Linked DNA regions of Homo sapiens: region 1 is linked to region 2. Evidence: read pairs that join two places in POLR2A ChIA-PET (ENCODE). Cell type or tissue: A673. All regions are shown on one strand. Each heading gives the region's core, and the rest is flanking DNA. Links, peaks and the distances in the headings are about the cores only. Region 1 has its middle 45 kb from the start of SLCO3A1. Region 2 has its middle 160 kb from the start of SLCO3A1.

Evidence for each region. ChIA-PET counts read pairs that join two places held together with the same protein. Peaks named below come from ENCODE experiments on the same cell type or tissue, not always from the same donor. Only the 100,000 strongest peaks of a DNase experiment are listed, where the experiment ranks them.
Region 1: POLR2A ChIA-PET joins it to region 2 with 12 read pairs; 1 of 35 experiments calls an interaction of 5 or more read pairs at or near these places.

What each region holds. Positions count from the first base shown.
Region 1 is chr15:91,806,648-91,811,045 of GRCh38, forward strand. No RefSeq gene overlaps it. Among named protein-coding and RNA genes, the nearest start is that of SLCO3A1, 45 kb to the right of the region's middle. In A673, for the core only: no CTCF peak of the experiment used is centred there; a DNase peak (open chromatin) is centred at 1,894; H3K27ac peaks cover 1,973 bases.
Region 2 is chr15:91,691,099-91,695,496 of GRCh38, forward strand. No RefSeq gene overlaps it. Among named protein-coding and RNA genes, the nearest start is that of SLCO3A1, 160 kb to the right of the region's middle. In A673, for the core only: no CTCF peak of the experiment used is centred there; a DNase peak (open chromatin) is centred at 3,943.

The sequences.
Region 1 (4,398 bases), core at 155-4,154, 120 kb after region 2:
CAAGGACTTTTCATTTTGGTTTGGATGGCAGCAAAAAATAGAAAATAAAAATAACAAATAAAGAAAGAACATGCTATTACTACAAGTAGTGACGTGTGCTATGAAAGAGAATAAAGCTGGGCGAGAGGACAGAGAGTGGTGTAGTTGTTGGGGCATGCATATTCTAGGTAGGGGCCCCTAGGTGGAGGAATCAACCAGCAGCCATGGATTGGCACATGCCATTCAGTCTTGTCTCCCATCCCATCCAATGAGAAAATCTCAGCGCCGGATTCCCTGAAACACCTTCCCAGCATGAGTGTGAATATGTCAAAGAACAGAGAGTTTTCTAGGTTTTCACAGAAGCTGTTTCACTGCTGGACAGTTCTAAACATGTAATAAATGTTTTTCTTGAGCTAAAATCAACAAGTTGAAGTCCATATGCCAATTCTCATTTTGGTTTCTGGAACAACGCAGAATAAGGCCTCTTCCTCTTCCGTGTGCTGATAATAACAGCTGTTGTTGATTGAGAATGACTCTCTACATGGAGCCGCGCTTTCCAATATAGGCGAGCTCCGTAACCGCAGCAAGCATCAGTCTCTTCATTGGTAAATCAAGAGTAGCAGTGCTTGCTTCCCTGGGTTGTAATGAGGATTAAATTAGGTAATGCTTATATACACAGGAACTGAACCACATATTGACATAGCTGATCTCAAATGATACCCAAGAGTCCTGAGCAAACTCTTCAGTGTTGGCTTCCTATCAGGTTCTTTGCATATTAACTTGTTTATCCAACACTTACTGAGCCCTGATGAGTGTCAGGCAGTGTTTCCAAAGCAGAGGATACAAAGATGAATCTGACATAGTATGTGCTTTTGGGAATGGCAAGGTCTAACGGGAGGGACAGGAGAGTAAACAAATAATTACAGTTCAGCATAGAAAGTGCTATAATGAAGTGCTACAGAACTCAGAGCTTGGAGACACCAGCTCTGCCCAGGAAGAAGAGGCACTGCAAAGGTTTTGTAGAGGAGCTAATGCTTGATCTGAGTCCTGAAGATGGCCAGGATTTCCCAGGCAGATAATGAGAAAAGAGCTAGAAAGAGATGTAACAAAAAGCATCCCTAAAAAAAAAAAAAAAAAAAAAAAGGATGGCATTCAACCACTCAACAGAGTCTCCTTTTTTTTTTTCCCTGAAGTAAGATTAATATTGGAATTCTGACTATTTTTGTCATCTTTATTACCAAAAGATAATTAAAAAGAAAGAATTGTTTAAAGGGTTTTAGGTGGGTGCATTAATTTTTTTCTTACCTAATTTGCTTATCATAAATTGGAATGAAATGGAAAATATTTGGAATTTTTTAAAATGCAATTATTGTATACCTTAATATTCGATGCATAAAAATAATGCCATGTTGGTATGATGTTTTGGTTTTTCCAAAACTAAGAACCAAAATACAACAATTAAAAAATGTTATATTTAATGGGAAGACCAAGTATAGTGGTTTGAAGAAAAACATTTCCACCACATGGTATACTGCAAGAACAGCTTCGTTAATTTAAACGAAACATAGAATTTCTTATCAGGTGCTTGTATTTCCTACAATTCATTAAAATAATTGCATGATTGCTTTTTAAAAATTCCCTTATCTGAGCACAACAGAACATTCTTGTAACCTACCTAAGAACAATTTCTTAGAAAAAAGATAAGAGAATTCAATAAGATGTAATATCCTACAATGGTCATAAGGTGATCCCATAGAAATAATAGCAGAATACAAAGGTAACTATCAATCTGGATCTCTTAAATTTCCTTTCAGCTCAGTGATTAACAATACATCACCCAAATCCTGTTAACTAAACAGGATTAATTAACAATCCTCTGAGTGTTTCAAGGGTCCGGCTGATGGTTTTTCCTGTGACTTCCTATAGACTGTAAAGTCCATAAACACAGGAACCATGACTGTCACTCTCAGTTTATTCCCAGAACCTAGCATAGTGGCGTTCCACCCACACAGTAGGAGCCGAATAAACACTTACTGAGTGAATGAATAATATCATCAATTTTATATATTTGTAGCTTCAGGAACATTTAAAAAAGGCAGCCTACAAATACGGTACTGAGGACCAGTGGAGTCACAGCTTTCAGAGTAGACCAGAAATAATCAAGAACTCACCAGTCAATACATATATCACCAATATAGTTCATCAAATGAAGATCTATTTGAGTCAGGAGCTTCTGTTGAAATTTAAAAACACTCTTAGAGATACAGATATACTGGTCACACTTTAATGCCATTTGCTTTAATCTTACACTCAACAATAATTATTCAGACTGATATCTGAAATATAATTTTTTCACAAGTGTATGGATAAAGGTTATCTTTTCTTTTTTTTTCTTTTTCTTTCTTTCTTTTTTTTTTTTTTGACGAAGTAGCGCTCTGTTACCCAGTCGGGAGTGCAATGGCCCAATCTCGGCTTACTGCAACCTCTGCCTCCCAGGTTCAAGCGATTCTCCAGCCTCAGTCTCCCGAGTAGCTGGGACTACAGGCGCGTGCCATCACACCTGGCTAATTTTTCTAGTTTTAGTTATCTACTAATTAGTTATCTACTAATTTTAGTAGATAACTAAAAATACAAAAATTAGCTAGGCATGGTGACAAGCACCTGTAATCCCAGCTATTCTGGAGGCTGAGGCAGGAGAATCGCTTGAACCCGGAAGGCAGAGGTTGCAGTGAGCCAAGATCACGCATTGCACTCCAGCCTGGGCGATAAGAGTGAGACTCTGTCTCAAAAACAAACAAACAAGCAACACAAAAAAAAGTAATGCAAAACCTAATACTACAGAGCAGTCTATCCAGTCCAGCCAAACAAGGCCTGCCCTCGCCGGAAACTAGTTAACCACAGTCTAACTTGCTGATGTTTTATCAGAGCTTAACTGAGTTGGGGAAAGGGACATACTAGCAATCCTGTCCCAAATAAAGGAGATGGGGCTGGGGGAGGAACTGAGGAGCACTTGAGGTTCACAGCCCAGGGGCACAGGCCCATTGAAAGACTCAGACCTAATCACAGGACTGTAAAATGCTCCCCCAATACCTTACCACCATGTTATGAAGGCCTATTTCTAGCAGTTCTCTTTACCCAGTACATCCTGTCCAGCTATCCAGATAACAGTACAAGGCATACTAAAAGGCAAAAAACACAGTTTGAAGAGACAGAGCAAGCAAGAGAACTAGACATGGCAAGATGTAGGAATTAGCAGACAGAAATTTAAGACAATTATGATTAGTGTGCTAGAGGGTGTAATGGATAAAGTAGGCTGAATGCAGGAACACATGGACAAGGTAAGCAAAGAGACAGAAATCGTAAGAAAGAAACAAAAAGAAATGCTAGAGATATAAGACACTGTAACAGAAATGAAGAACACCTTTGAGGAGCTAATTAGGAGACTGGACATGGCTGAGAAAAGAATTTCTAAACTTGAGGATATATCAATAGAAACCTCCAAAACTGAAAAGGAAAGAGAAGGAAGACTGGAAAAACAGAATAGAAGATTCAAGAACTGTGGGACAATTTCAAAAAATGTAAATATGCAGAATGGGAATACCAGAAGGAGAAAAAAGAGAAAAAGGAATAGAAGAAATATTTGAAACAATAATGACTGAGAATTTTCCCCAAGTTAGTATCAGACACCAAACCACAGAGCCAGGAAGCTCAGAGAACACCAAGCAGAATAAATTTCAAAAAAAATTACACCCAGGCAAATCATTTTCAAACCATAGAAATTCAAAAGTAAAGAAAAAGTCTTAAAAGAAGCGAGAAGAAAAAAATACTTTACTTATACAGAAGCAAAAATAAGAATTACATCTGACTTTTCCCAGAAACCACACAAACAAAAAGGGAACGAAGTGGAATATTTAAAGTGCATTGAGAAAAAAAAAACCAAAACAGCAACCTAGAATTCTGTGACCCGCAAAATTAACCTTCAAAAGTGAAGAAAAAAGAAAGACTTTCTCAGACAAAAAACTTGAGGGAATTCATTGCCAGGAGACCTGCCTTGCAAAAAATGTTAAAAGAAGATCTTTAGAGAGAAGGAAAATAATATGGGTCAGAAGTTTGGATCTACATTTAAAAAAAGGAATAGCATCATCAAAGAAGGAATACACGAAGCTAAAATAAAAACTTTTTTCTTTTATTCTTAACAGATCTAACAGATAACAGTTTGATCTAAATATTAATGCAACAATGTATTTGATTTTGTGTGGTTACTTGTACAGATAGTCATGATTTTTCAGCATCATAATGGATTTATCAGGTTATTAAATGCAAAGTGATGAGTCTACTGGAACATAACTCCCTTGTAAGTTGAGGAGCATCTATATACCTTGTGTGTGTGTGTCTGTGTGTGTGTGTGTGTGTGTGTGT
Region 2 (4,398 bases), core at 309-4,308:
TATTATTCAGCCATGAAAAGAAGGGAATCCTACCATTTATAACATTGATGAACCTGGAGGACATTATGTTAAGTGAAATAAGCCAGACACAGAAAGACAAATACTGCAGAACTTCACTAATATGTGGAATCTAAAGAAGTGGAATTCCAGGCCGGGCACAGTAGCTCACACCTGTAATCCCAGCACTTTGGAAGACCAAGGAGGGCGGATCACAAGGTCAGGAGATCAAGATCAGCCTGGCTAACATGGTGAAACCCCATCTCTACTAAAAATACAAAAAAATTAGCTGGGCCTGGTGGCGGGCGCCTATAGTCCCAACTACTCAGGAGGCTGAGGCAGGAGAATGGCGTGATCCCGGAAGGCAAAGCTCGCAGTGAGCCGAGATCATGCCACTGTACTCCAGCCTAGGTGACAGAGTGAGACTCCATCTCAATCCATCTCAAAAAAAAAAAAAAAAAAAAAAAAAAAGTGGAATTCCTAGAAGCAAAGAGTAGAAAGGTAGTTAGTTACCAGTGGCTTGGGAGATAGAAAAGTGGGGGAGTTGGGGAGGTGATGGCCAAAGGGTTCAAAATTGCAGTTATGTAGGATGAATAAGTTTAGAGATTTAAGGTACAGAATTAGAACTATAGTTGATAATTTCACATTGTAGACTGGAAATTTTCTGAGATGGTTGTTACTCTTAGGAAAAGCCTTATATGGAATAGAAAAATCCAAGCTGGCCTAAGGCTGACCACACAGACACTGCCAGAATCAGGCCGTTGTCTTACCCTCAGGCTTGTGTAAGTGGCCCTGACTCTATCCTCATTCGTCTACCTAGAGGTAGATGGGTCAACGGTGGGAGCTAAGTCCTGGCCTACATATAGCCACTTCTTCCAGGGTCAGACTTATAGCACTGGCTAGATGGAGTTTTGATACATTGTTAACATTATCAGTTGCCCAGAAGTGACATCAGATGAAGCGAAAATATTCCCTGTCTTTAAACTTTGGATCAAATTTAGCTCCCACCTCCATTCTTAACATGCAGGTTTGAAGATCAGTTCTGACACTAACAAGCTGGGATGAGGTTGGGGTGGAGGGTCCATGGGTGAGGGACAGCACTTAATTTTGCTAGACATGCATTTCCTCAGCTGTAAAACAAAAGTTTTGGATTAGACTAGGGTGACAAACTCTATAATAGACTGCAATTGTCCCCCGTTTTACAGAGGAGAAAACAGAGGCTTAGAGAAATGAATTAACTGGCCTGACATTGCATTTCTAGCGGCAGGTGGAACTAGATATCGGTCTCAGGAAAGTCTGACTTTCCTCTGGGCTCTACTCCGCTGGGATGTGTGGTGCACTGGTGTGGCCATTTCTCAGCCCAGCCTTTACAAATTCCTTTCTTTCCACAGCTGGACCATGTCCAACCCTGCTCTGTGAGCAGCACCCAGTCCTTAAGAGTCCCGGCCCAGTGCTCCAGGACTCAACATAAATTCCCTTGAGTGGCTGGTCCCCCCGACCTAGAACCCAGTGAGGGTCTCAGCACAGTACCCTTCCTCATGTCCCCAGCCTCTGCCATAGCTGCATCCCAGTGATGTACTGAGCAGCTCCACTACATCTCCCAATCCTCACAGCTCTTCCCCACCTCCTAGCTCTCCCTGCAGAAATCTGGGTATTGAAACAGTCCCTGTCAGAACTCCTCCACCCCTGTCAGACACGCGACGCCAGCTCCTGTTCCAGGTGCTGCCTTGATACTCACCCTGGCTGCTGCGCTGGACTTCCTCTCAGTGCCTGGAAGGTGGGTCCAACCTGCTTCCCCCCTGGAGTGGGAGTGGTTCTGAGCTCAGTTTTCTGTAGTATGCTGATTTCTGGCACATTTAAGTGGTCCCGTACAAGTGTGTTCTTTTTTTTTTTTTTTTTTTTTTTGAGACAGAGTCTTGCTGTGTCGCTAGGCTGGAGTGCAATGGCGTGATCTTGGCTCACTGCAACCTTCGCTTCCCGGGTTCAAGCGATTTTCCTGCCTCAGCCTCCTGAGTAGCTGGGGTTACAGGCATGCGCCACCACGCCTGGCTAATTTTTGTATTTTTAGTAGAGACGGGGTTTCACCTTGTTAGTCAGGCTGGTCTCAAACTCCTGACATGGTGATCCGCCCTCCTCGGCCTCCCAAAATGCTGAGATTACAGACATGAGCCACCGCGCCCTGCCACAAGTGTGTTCTAAGACATGCTGTAATACTGATGCCCACCCCCAACTCCTTCAAAAATAGGAGACAAGAGCCATCATAGGTCTTCCTAGGCCAAAGAACATGCTGCAAGACATCACTCCTCCAAGAACACGGGGATTTGGGGAAGAAAGGACTGGTGAGTATTTCTAAAAGTTCATTTCTGAGGAATTCTGTTAGTAACATTATAAGGAGTTAAATAAAATACTCGCTGGAGTTCTAATAGGTATTTCCATTAACAGACCAAAGAGCTGGAAAAAAAAAAAAAAAAAAGATCGTACATGTGTAAAGACTGCCTGGTCTCAGGCAAGCCACACAACCACTTTGGACCACAATTCTTTGTCTCTAAATGCTCGTCTTGACCCCTGCTCTTCCATACCCATAAGCTTATTGTGAAATCGAAGTGGCTTATAAATCCTAAAACAGTGGTTACAGATGAAGTATTTCTGATTCCCTGACATGAACTTGCTATAAAATGAATTCAAAGTCTAGGCAGGACTTACCCTACAAGAATTAGATATCATTCTTTTCAAATTAGGGTAATTTTGGTTTGGATTTAGATGGGTCTTAATTGACTCTTGTATGAATATGTTTCCTATCACATGTTTGAAATTCTCTTTCTTTAGATTAAACAGCATTTTGCTTTTAAAAAATAAAACTGAAAAGCATTTTAGAATAATCACTTTGGTCTTGGTCCTAGCCTATCCATATTTCTGCCTTAAACATTAAAATAGAAAGTATTTGGGGAATAATTAAATTGTATCTGGTGGGATATCTCCCCCCAGTGAGAGAGGAAATGGAACAGGGAGATTTGAAGCAGGCCTAAGAATATAATACTGTGCTGCTGAGCTACAAAAATCCTGCCTGATTTGTAAATTTGCGTTTCCATGGCAACACAAGTGTGTAGTTAAATAATCCTCACTCGTCTAGTACTGAATTCCAGCAACTCTTCCTAAACCTTCATCCTATTCCAATCCCACAGCTGTTGCCATGGAAATGATCAGATAAGATTCAGTCCTAGAGGTAGATGGGCCAACAGTGGGAGCTAGTCCTGGCCTACATATAGCCACTGAAATATTAGGTTTTGCTTTGCTTCCTCCCAATCTTCAAATCACAGAAAGCGGTCGCTTCAAATGAGAGGCTAATTTAGCATGATGTCATGACAATCAGTCTTGGGGTTTGGGCATGTGGAGTAAATGAGGAAAAGTTAACGCCAAAACACTGCTGGGGAATGGAAAAAATCAGAAATGCTTTCCTCTGACTCATTTTTGGAAACTTTCTCCAAGAATCCATTACACCAGGGTATTCTCTCAGGAGGTGGGTGTCCCAGATGCAATTTTCCTAGGCTGGTCCCTGCCCTACCAGGAGGTTAGGTCACACGGGGCCACTCCCCAGGTTTGACAGCCGAGGAGTACCCGTTCGTTCGTTCTGCATTGTTCATGAGGAGTTCTGTTTTTCATAGTTGATGGGAGTTTATAGTGTGCCTCCGGGGTTGACTCTGGCTGTGTCAGCAATGTCTTTAGGACTGACAGAATTTTTCCGTGCCGCTATCAACATCTTTGTATCATGTGCATTCTTGCAAACAGATTGTTTGGGAAGACCTAAAATTTAAATCATTGTTTCTAAGCAATATCCAGAGGATATTTTGTTTACATATTATAGAAAGAAGCAATACTTTGTCTCTTTGAACAGTGTGATCTCATTTATTGTGAAATCTTTGCTGGATACTTCCCTGAAGGGGAGGGGTTAGGCCAGAGTCCAAAGCAATTTTGCCTTTCAGTGAAGCAGATTCCTCGCAGTGTGTGAGCCCTAATATGTCATATGAGAAAAAGACACACCTCACAGTAAAATACGAAATCCCAGTAAAATATGGAAGGGAACTTGAAGTGTCTCTGGAAATCCAATGAGCAGTTTTCAGATGAAGACGCTGAGGCTGGGGTTTCCAATATCTCACGGTTTAGGACTCATGGGTTTTTCTCTGGACTCCCCCTCATGCTGCCACTGCTTTAGGGAAAGATCCAATAGGTACAGCTATCTTTATTTTTATTCTCCTTTTTCCTGGACAGCTCCAGCAGAGTTCCTATAGTGTGGTTCTTATTATTTCCTCTTGGAAGCTTCAGTCATATATGCTAGACACTGTTTCATAAATTTTCACATGCCTATAATTTGTTCAATAAACACTCGCTGAGTTAATATATATA